Linked DNA regions of Homo sapiens: region 1 is linked to region 2. A link is a contact called in ENCODE Hi-C or POLR2A ChIA-PET data. All regions are on one chromosome and are shown on one strand. Each heading gives the region's core, a stretch centred on a gene start or an enhancer-like site at or near the end of the contact. The rest is flanking DNA. Distances are from core to core; before and after follow the strand shown.

What was found. A loop is a pair of places that touch in the nucleus more often than their neighbours do. ChIA-PET counts read pairs that join two places held with the same protein, here RNA polymerase II (POLR2A).
Region 1: a loop to region 2 is called in a map of lower leg skin, with 9 times the contacts of the local background. The contact joins the promoter of LTN1 here to the enhancer-like site in region 2. A Hi-C loop is called at or near these places in 1 of 168 maps with a recorded cell type or tissue (lower leg skin). POLR2A ChIA-PET finds 5 or more read pairs at or near these places in 1 of 52 experiments (PC-9).

Annotation. Positions count from the first base shown.
Region 1 is chr21:28,989,605-28,994,646 of GRCh38, forward strand. It overlaps LTN1 (listerin E3 ubiquitin protein ligase 1), which reads right to left and starts at 3,273. Exons shown (of 30, transcript NM_015565.3): 1 at 3,160-3,273. The coding sequence starts at 3,201. LOC105372766 (a long non-coding RNA gene) reads left to right here and starts at 3,499. Exons shown (of 3, transcript XR_007067835.1): 1 at 3,499-3,527; 2 at 3,966-4,077; 3 at 4,178-4,577. RefSeq lists enhancers at 3,078-3,187, 3,498-3,557.
Region 2 is chr21:25,910,246-25,915,376 of GRCh38, forward strand. It overlaps APP (amyloid beta precursor protein), which reads right to left. Exons shown (of 18, transcript NM_000484.4): 14 at 1,496-1,717. Among named protein-coding and RNA genes, the nearest start is that of GABPA, 180 kb to the left of the region's middle. Within about 2 kb of position 1,991, at least 7 of the 41 ENCODE cell types and tissues checked have a DNase peak (open chromatin) inside an H3K27ac peak, as active enhancers do.

The DNA of each region.
Region 1 (5,042 bases), core at 2,023-4,522, 3.1 Mb after region 2:
ACTTTTCCCAGTCTTATCTCCTGCCACTCTTTCCTTCCCTTGCCCCACTTCCTTCTCCCTTCTTCAAATTATGCTGCCATCATTCATGCCCTAGTAGCAAACTGAATTCGAAGTTCTCTGAGGCAGGGCATGGTGGCTCACACCTGTAATCCCAGCACTTTAGGAGGCTGAGCGTATCTTTGGGCAGATCACTTCAGGCCAAGAGTTTGAGACCAGCCTAGCCAACATGGCAAAACCCTGTATCTATTAAAAATACAAAAAATTAGCCGGGTGTGATGGTGCATGCCTGTAATCCCAGCTACTCGAGAGGCTGAGGCAACAAAACTGCTTGAACCTGGGAGGTGGAGGTTGCAGTGACCCGAGACTCTGTCTCAAAAAAAAAAAAAAAGTTATCTATGTGATGGCCTTTCACAATTTGATCTTTATATAACCTTTTTTCTCTACCTGAAAACGCTTCCTTTCTTTTCACTGTCTGACAAACTCCTACTCATCTTTCAAACTCATGTTTGCAACACTTGCCTTCCTCCATTCTCTTCCATTCTCCCACATTCTTTCTTCTAATACCTGCATCATAATTCTTTAACATTTGCTTACATATGTGTCTGTATCATCAAACTAATAGTTCAAGAACAGCAGACATCTATTATCTCTGAATACCTGACATCCAGTATCAGAGTCTTCTATTGAAGACTTTGCCACATTAAAGTTAAAATCCCAACTCCACAACTTCCTGGCTACATGAGCTTAGGCAAGCTAATTTCTCTAAACCTCAGTTTCACCACATTTAAAATGAGATATGAGTAATTAATTCATTAGTTGGGTTGTTTTCATGATTAAGCATAAGTTTTTAAATCACCATAGTAATAACTGATTCCAGCAAGAATCAAAGGGTGCTCAAACCATTAGGTGAAAGTTTGTGGAAGAGCAGGACATTCACAGTTTCAAACTAACATATTATTTGTTATTGGCCAATGGAAAAATATAACTTTATAATGAACAACACCTTAACCAAGTAATTAAACAAATACCACCAATAAGGGGACAAACAGGTGCGAAGTGCCCCTGGTGTGTGATGCACTGAGAAAGACTCATCATCTATGAAGAATTCCTTCTAAAAATTGTTTAGCCTGAATCTAATCATAAGGAAAAAACTAGATGAATCTGAATTAATCAAACAAATGGCCCAGGCTCTTCCAAATTTTGTTAAAAAAGACACTCCTCTCCCCGCTTAAACAGTACTGAGAAACTGTCTAGATCAAAGAAACCCAAATGGTAACTAAATGGAATGAGTGATCCTTGACTGAATCTCAGATGTTAAAACGGTTTATCTTTTTAAAAAAGTCCCAGCCTGGGCAACATGGCAAAACTCTGTCCCTACAAAAATAAGCTAGCCGTGATGGCCTGTACCTGTAGTCCTAGCTACTGGAAAGGCTAAGCTGGGAGGATCACTTGAACCCGAGAGGCGGAGATTGCAGTGAGCCAAGTTCACGCCTCTGCACTCCAGCCTGGGTAACAGAGCCAGACTCTGTCCCCGAAAAAAAAAAAAAAAAGATTAGCCAGGAGTCCTAGCTACTAAGGAGGCTGAGGTGGGAGGACTGACCGCTTGAGCCCAAGAGGTTGACACTGCAGTGGGCCATGATCATACCACCACACTCCAGGTTTGGAGACAGAGCGACCCTGTCTTACAAAAAAAAAAAAAAGAAAAAAGAGAACATTATTGGGATAACTACAGAAGTCTAAATACAAGGCTGTATCCTGGATTACAGTATTATACAAAAGTCAAAGTTTCTGCATACTATAACCATTATTATAATTGCTGCAGGCTAGAAAATGGCATTGTTTTTAGAAGATACATGCTGATGTATTTAGGAGTTAAGAGTCCCGACTTCTGCAACTAACTCTTATAAGTTCAGAAAAATACATAAATTAAGAGAGAGAAAGCAAATGCAACCAAGTATTAGCAATTGGTAAATGTAGGTAAAGAGTATATGGGATGTCGTTCTAATATTCTTGCAACTTTTCCTCATAAGAACTTTTCAAATATAAAACATTTGAGAAAATCTGTTAAATAAAAAACATTAAAAGATGCAAGTAAAGTGCTTAGCACAGTAACACAACAGGTTGCTATAATTGTTAATACTGTTATTATCTTCCAAAACAGATTAAGTGACAGATCTAAGAAAATGTGACATTGAAATCACTAGAATTAACTACATCAGAAACAGGAAAAAAAAGCATTCTCATAAAATTGGACTGTGCTATAATAAATCTAACACCATAAAAAAATACCATTACAAAACCCCTCATCGTGTAGTTTTACACGAATCCACTTTAAGGTCGTCCTTAAGCAAGTACTTAGTGAGCGTCTATTAGGTGCCAGTCTGTTCTAGGTTCCGAGGATAAAAACATTTGCTTTCAAAATACTTACGTCCTAGTGAACCAAGACAATAAATGTCATAAATACAATGGAGTAAAATAAAGTAGGAAGAACATGGGAGTGGGGAAGGGCTACCAAGAGGGTGATCATGGGAGACCTCACTGAGGTGTCGAGAGCAAAGTTTGGAGCCACCTAACTGAAGAGCGTTGGGAGCCGGCCAGGTAGTCAAGGCACAGTGAAGAGATCAGTGTGGCTGGATGAAGTAAGCCAAGAGGAGGGAGCTGAAGATGGGACTGCAGATGGAAAGGGGTAACAGGCAGTCCAGAAACCAAATATACCATCCTAAGAGCTTTAGCTTAGGAGAAGCCACTGTAGGTAGCAAAGGAGAGGCACAATCTGCGGTAACCTCCACAGTGGATTCACTTTAACATTCTCCCAACTCTCCTTCTTCCCAGCGCCGCCCTCCCCCAACCAACCCGCTACCTCGGCCAGATCACCTTCCAGTGAACCTGACACATTATCATTTCTTCATGAATATTATGGGTGTGTGCTCGGATGAGGACAGCTCTGGCATGGTACATCTTTTCTCTCACGATTCCCCAATCTGCTCAGAGATAACACAAACCGCTCTCAGGGACGCACACACAACAGAGAGGTCACACTCGACAGGGAAACACACGCCTCCCTACAGCCGCGCTCCACACACCCTCCAGCAACGCGCTGGGCGGAGCCAGCCGCCTCGAAGCGAGGCTCCCGGGTCGGCCGAGCCAGCCCCCGCTCACCCTCAGGTTCCCTTTAGTTCGCTGCTTGTTCTTCCCGCCCATGGTCGCGGTTGCAGCTGTACTCTGAGCACTCAGACCCCGGTTGACACGTCCGGGACACAACTTCCGGCTTCTGGCGGCGGAAGAGGACACCCTGTAATAACTTCCCCCGGGCCCTTTTCCGCCACCCACCCTGTCCATTTGCTGCCCCACTTCCGCTCCCGCCTCCCGCTGTGTCCCTGACCATCCGCCACCGGAGACGTCACAGCTAAAGCCACGCCTGTCTGAGTGATGTCATTCCTGGCCAATAGGAAGCCAAGCATTGGACCCGTGGCGCCAAATCCTGTCCTCCCCGCTTTCAGAAGCTAGGTTTGTTCCTTGCTTAGAGGGTAGGAAACTGGCGTGAATCATCAGAGGGGCAGTTTCACATAAGGGTAGCATTAGAATGTTATGGTAGAGGCTGTGGGAAGATGGGAGTGTTTTAGACTTCCAACATGATGCAATCATCAGTATCACCTGGGCGTTTTTTAGAAAAGGCCAACTCGGGCCCCTCAGAACTCCTGAATCAGATCCTGCATTTTGACAGTATTCCCAAGTCTTGTTAAAATTTGATTACTGCTGTAGGCACTATTCTCTCTAAATCTCCCCTCCCCGTCCCCTTTTATTCATATTGAAACTGTTAACGTGCAGTTTAGGAAAGAGGATAATGTGGGAGTCCCTATTAAAATTTGAAATGTACAAATCCTGTAACCCATTGATTGTGCGACTCAGAATCACACCAGAGAAACAAGTAAATGTGTGCTGGTTATTGTTTCTTGTCCACGCAGTCACCCTTTTATACTCAACTCCATGTTACTGGGGGGGCTTCTGCTAGATTCCACCAACAGGACGAACAAGAGGGAAACAAAGGCAAGAGGAAGAAGGGACTTGCTCCATTCTGTAAGCATCATGCCAGCAGCAGCTGCATTTTACCGTGGCAGGAGCAATTGCTTTAGCCAAAAGGTGGTTTTAATCTCTATCCTTTTTCCAACAATCACAGAATCAGCCTTATTGCACCCCTCAGAGATCACAGCAGCAGTCAGTGCTCTCCTCAGAGATCTGAATTCTACTTTCATGCGGCCCCTCCCCTGAGCTCCTGAGATAGCCAATGTTTGAGCCACCTCCTCAGAAGTTTGAGCCTCAACACCGTGGGATCCCTTCTTTGTGCTCCAGAGATCCAGTAACAGCCAGCCATCACCCTCTCTTCATTCTTCATAGGCCTGAACTAAGGTGTTCAGGGCCCTCCTTCAAGCTTTTAGGTTCTGATGACTCCAACCACTTCTTTTGTTCCATCCTTTCCTAGCTCTAGGAATGGTAGCTGCTACCTGCAGTGATTACCTGTTACCTTTTATAATTCCTTTTGACCAATTTCCCATATTAAAATATTTCTCAATAACTAATGTGATTTCTGTTTTCCTGACTGGACCCTGATTTTAAAATGCACACAAAAGCCAGGTGCAGTGGCTTATGCCTGTAATCCCACCACTGTGGGAGGCCGAGGCAGGTGGATCACCTGAAGTCAGGAGTTCGAGACCAGCCTGGCCAACATGGCAAAAACCCATCGCTACTAAAAATACGAAAATTAGCTGGGCAGTGGTGGCAGGTGCCTGCAATCCCAGCTACTTGGAAGGCTGAGGCACGAGAATCTCTTGAACCCGGGAGGCGAAGGTTGCAGTAAGCCAAGATCATGCCACTGCACTCCAGCCTGGGTGACAGAGCAGACTGTCTCAGAAAAAAGTCACACAAAGAGACATATTACAGGAGGTTCACAAAAACTTTATAATAGAAAGATAATTGTAAGCAACCTATGTCTATATATTGGAGAACTGCTAAATAAATTATATGTATTCAATAAGCTATTAGGC
Region 2 (5,131 bases), core at 741-3,240:
GCCTCCCGAGTAGCTGGGACTACAGGTGCCCGCCACCACGCCCGGCTAACTTTTTTTTGTATTTTTAGTACAGACGGGGTTTCACCATGTTAGCCAGGATGGTCTCGATCTCCTGACCTTGCGATCTGCCCACCTCAGCCTCCCTAAGTCCTGCGATTACAGGCGTGACCCACGATGCCTGGCCTATAAGGTATATTATAAATATGAAATCTCCATCAACATTTGCTGCTTTGATAAAGAAAATCAGGTAAAGTGCTGTTGTGTTCTTAAAAAACATGTTATTTGTATCTAGAAATCAAGGTGTTTGTGTGTAATTGTATACTTCTGAACATGTAGAAAAAGATAAAAGAAGCTGAAAGATATTCTTGCCTGAACAGGTGTTTCTGCTAAGAAATCCCTGTGAAAAAGGATGCCATCTACTGCTCAAATTTGTTGATAGAGAAGAATCTTACTTCTCTGAGGTACCAAAGGAAAAAACATTTAGAGCAATGTGCTCCTTAATTTTGGCAGCTGCCTTAAATTTAATTTTCTAAACACAAATTAAGTCTTAAGCAAAATTAAATTTTATTTATATGTAGTTCTCTATCTTTGCCTTTAACATTTAATTCAATCTGAAATTTCATGTAAGAATAAGTAGCCAGTGAAGACTACTTTGGTGCCTGTCAAATCTGCATCTCTGCAGGCCCTCAAAACTCCTCTCTGTTGGTAAACTGTAATTTTTCCTTATTTCACTATCTATCTGCTTTTTTGGAAGGTGGCATTCTAGGTCATTACGTCATAAACACAAGTTGAATTTTGTGCTTCCATTCCAGAGGGAACAATATACCTCACAGTTAAAAAACATTTCTAAAAAATTCCTACCAAAAGTCATCACTTAAGAACTTAGTCTCCTGGTGCCTCCATTTCCTCATTTGAAAAAGTCATAAACATAATAATATGATATACAGTACATGCTCTTTATGTATCCACTTTTGTTATATAATGTACCATTTTATATTAAGAAGAGGAACTGGAAAATAAAAATTAGAAGAATGTTATTGCCACACATTTTCCTTGTGAAGAACTGCCTCTTCAATAATACACTGTGGCTCCCCTTCGTCCGGGAGTGTTCACTCGAAGGATAATATTCCCTAGAATGCAAACCTGGACATGTGCGAAACAAGAGGCCCTTTACCTGCAAATGTTATGTAAATCATTACCATTTTGTTTTGCCACCTATACAATGGAGTTGTTGTCTTTTCCAACAATTGGCAGTTTACATGCTTTGCAGCATAAAAAATATAAAGAATAATTTACACAGATATATTATTTTAATGACATAGTAACTCCTAGTATTTACTTTTTAAAGTAAAATTATAATGAAAATATTTATGACTACATCAAAAAAAATTCACCACTCAAGAACATACAAAAGATAACTCTCTCTCTTGCACACACGTTATGTATGTGTATATATACCTCCCAGAACGCCCTTGCTGGCTCAGGGGACTCTTACCTTCGTTTTCTGTGTTGGCTGGCACAGAGTCAGCCCCAAAAGAATGCCACGGCTGGAGATCGTCCAGGCTGAACTCTCCATTCACGGGAAGGAGCTCCACGGTGGTTTTCGTTTCGGTCAAAGATGGCATGAGAGCATCGTTTCCGTAACTGATCCTTGGTTCACTAATCATGTTGGCCAAGACGTCATCTGAATAGTTTTGCTCTTTCTGAAGCAGCTCATCTAAACCAAACAAAACCATCTCTTTGGTGAGTAACAACAATCACAACAGCAGCAGCAGCAGCAGCCACCATTTACTTCTGCCAGGCAAGACTTCAACTGCTTTCACGTGCATGATCGCGTTTAGAGCCATGACATAGGTACCATTATCATCTCCCTTTTACAGATGTGAAAACTGAGGCACATGGCATTCAAGCTACTTATGCAAAGTCGCAGCTCACAAGAGCTGCTGGCAGGACTGCAGGCAGGAGCATGGCAGCCGGCCAATGTGCTGCAGCGTGGCACTGCTAGAGGTGAAAGGCCACAGGGGCTCAGCTGCCATTTCCTCCTGACACAGTTAGACGTCCCTAGTATACAATGATCGCACAGGAATAAACGCCAGGCTTTGGTGTGGCGGCAGTAAGTGAGGCACAATCTCATTCAAGCTGAAAGACAACAGACAATCTCCTGTCTTGCCTTGCACACTTGCAAGGATAAGAAAAGCATTAAAGGGCCAGTAGTTTGCTACCTTCTTGAATAGTTTTCACTGTCTTGCCTTGAAAAAAAATCTGCATTTCCTAAATGCTCCTCTTGTGCTGCATGACCTATGCTCTGAGGCAACAAGGAAACTGTTCCCTTGCCCTTCCAGATGTAGCCCTGCAGACAGACATCCAGCCTTCTCTGGACTTAACCACCCCTGGCTCCCCGTATTTCCCAATGTGAGCAGACACCAAATATCCTGCCTTTCTCCTCTGTTGCTTCCCTTTCCAAAGAATGCTGTCAGTGCCGCCTACCCCCCCACTTTAAAAATTGATTAAACAAGAATCAGCTTTATGGAACATCATTGACTTATCTTTTCTTACTGGAAAAAGAGAGCTTAGAATATAATCTTGTATCATGTGTAATTACTGCTTTAAAAACTGACCCCAGGATATGAAGATTTGTGAGTCTTCTCTTATGTCACCAAAGATTCACCATGTTTTTCTCTGATTTTTACAAATTAGAGACCGACAGACAGCACTGCACTATTAACAATAATATTTGATTAACCAAAATGTCTCATTTTCCAATCATAGCTGTGTCAAGAGTTTGCTGTAGTATATATTTCAGACACATCACTGGTTAGTTTTATTGCTAGAGAAAATGAAAATAAGATCAGGATTTAAATTTGATTTGTAACATTTTACAATCATCTTTCAAATTCTCTTTTCTATTGACAAAAAATGTATCTGAAAAATTAAAATTCTGTTCAAATATACCCATTAAAATAATTTGATGGAATAGCATTAAAGCTTGTGATTAATATCTTTTCATGTAGTCAGTTTTATTGCAAGTGATTTTAAATGATGGAAGTCCCAAGCAAATTAGTCCTTTTGAAGTCTAATCTGAGTTATAATATATCCCTATTCACTGTGGCACCGTTTCTAAAATTCAATACTTGATGCCCATGATGACCTTTCCCTTACAGATAAAAGACCCTCATTAGATTTCCTCCAACTTTTTCATGTTTTACAAAGCCATAGGTAGCGGCTAATAACTTAGCCAATGTCTGATTAAATAAATTAAATGAGCATTTCTTTTATATAAATCTTTTGCTTGTGACTGTTAAGCACTTACTATGCTAAAGAGAGGATATTCTGGAATACTAATAATTATTGGTGCATACACATTCATCTTGACAGGAAATAACCTTTGCCAGCGAGAAAGCTCTTGAACTCCCCAGGGGCTACGCTGTTCTTGGGTCTGTGGTATCTACTATCACTTACCATGTCCTTTATTTGGAAATGTTCTCACTGTTTCGCATACACAGTACTTATCTTCTTCCCTGTGACATCTCTGAATAACTCTTTTTACTCTTTTTTTCTCCTCTCTTCATCCCTGTCATTTTCTTCTTGTATCTCTTTCCATCTCTTTCTACAATTCTCCCCTTTGGAAATCCCATCGACTCTTGAAACTCTAAAGATCTCCTACCTTTGGGTGAATCTGAAATGTACTTCCCCAGCTTTGACTTCTCCCTCCCACTCAAATTTGTATATTTCCAACAGTTTGCTGGAGATACCAACTTAGGGCTCCCTCCTGATCCATGCACTTGGTAGGTACACAACTGTACTCAAGGTCCCTGGCTTTCCCTTCCACCTTTCCTGTTTTCTAATCATGGCAGAACCATTCTCCCTCCCAGTCACAGGCTTGAATCCTTCAGAGCCATCCAGGACTCCCTGTATTTCTTCGTGTCCAGTACTCACACTACCGACAAATCCTTTTGCATTCTATTTCTGAATTCTCTCAGCCATTTCCTGCTTGCTTTTCCACACCACCCTCACCGCCCCTAGGAATATGATTACTTTTCGCCTGGATAATTACGATAGTCTCCTCACTGCTTGCTATGGTCTGAATGTCCCCCAAAGTCATGTGTTGAAACTTAAATCTCCACTGTGGTAGTAGTGAGAGATGGGGTCTTCTGGAAATCAAGTCATGACAGTTCCACCCCGTGCCCCCGAATGGACTACTGCCTTCTAAAAGGGCTAGAGGAAACCAGCACAGGCCCCTTTATGTGCATCTGCCATGTGAGAACAGTTTTTGCTGCCTCTGGAGGATGCAGCCACAAGGCGCCTTTTTTTTTTTTTTTTTTTTTTGAGACGGAGTCTTGCTCTGTCGCCCAGGCTGGAGTGCAGTGGCGCAATCTCGGCTCACTGCAAGCTCCGCCTCCCGGGTTGACGCCATTCTCCTGCCTCAGCCTCCCGAGTAGCTGGGACTACAGGCGCCCGCCACCACGCCCGGCTAATTTTTTGTAGTTTTAGTAGAGACGGGGTTTCACCGTGTTAGCCAGGATGGTCTCCATCTCCTGACTTCGTGATCCGCCCGCCTCGGCTTCCCAAAGTGCTGGGATTACAGGCGTGAGCCACTGCACCCGGCTTGATCCTGGGCTTCTCAGCCTCCAGAATTGTAGTATTTCTATTGTTTGTTTATAAATTACCCAGTCTCTGGTATCATGATAACAGCACAAACCGACTGAGACAATGGTCTCCCTGCTGGTTTTTATTTTACGTTTGGTTCCTGAAATCTTAGTTCCTGACACACAAGAATGGCTCCCTCTTTGTTTCAGTGGGTCTTCATTTTCTACCGAATTAATTCCAACTCCTTTGCCAGATGCTGAAGGCCCTCTGTGGTCTGGGCCCACCCCGTATTTCTAGCCATGGAACTCACAGCTCCAGCTGTCTACACCACACCTCTCTCTCAGGCTAAATAGCTTGGGGTATTCCCACAAAAGACCATGCATACCCATTCTGACACTTTTGTTTTCTATTCCTGCTATCTTGGAAGCCCATCTCTGCTCATCTACGTTATTTGAACTCTTTAGAGCCCAGCTCAAATGCCCTCTCCTGTATGACTCTCCTCTCCCAAGGCAGGCATTATTAATCTGATGGGACAAGGAGACTG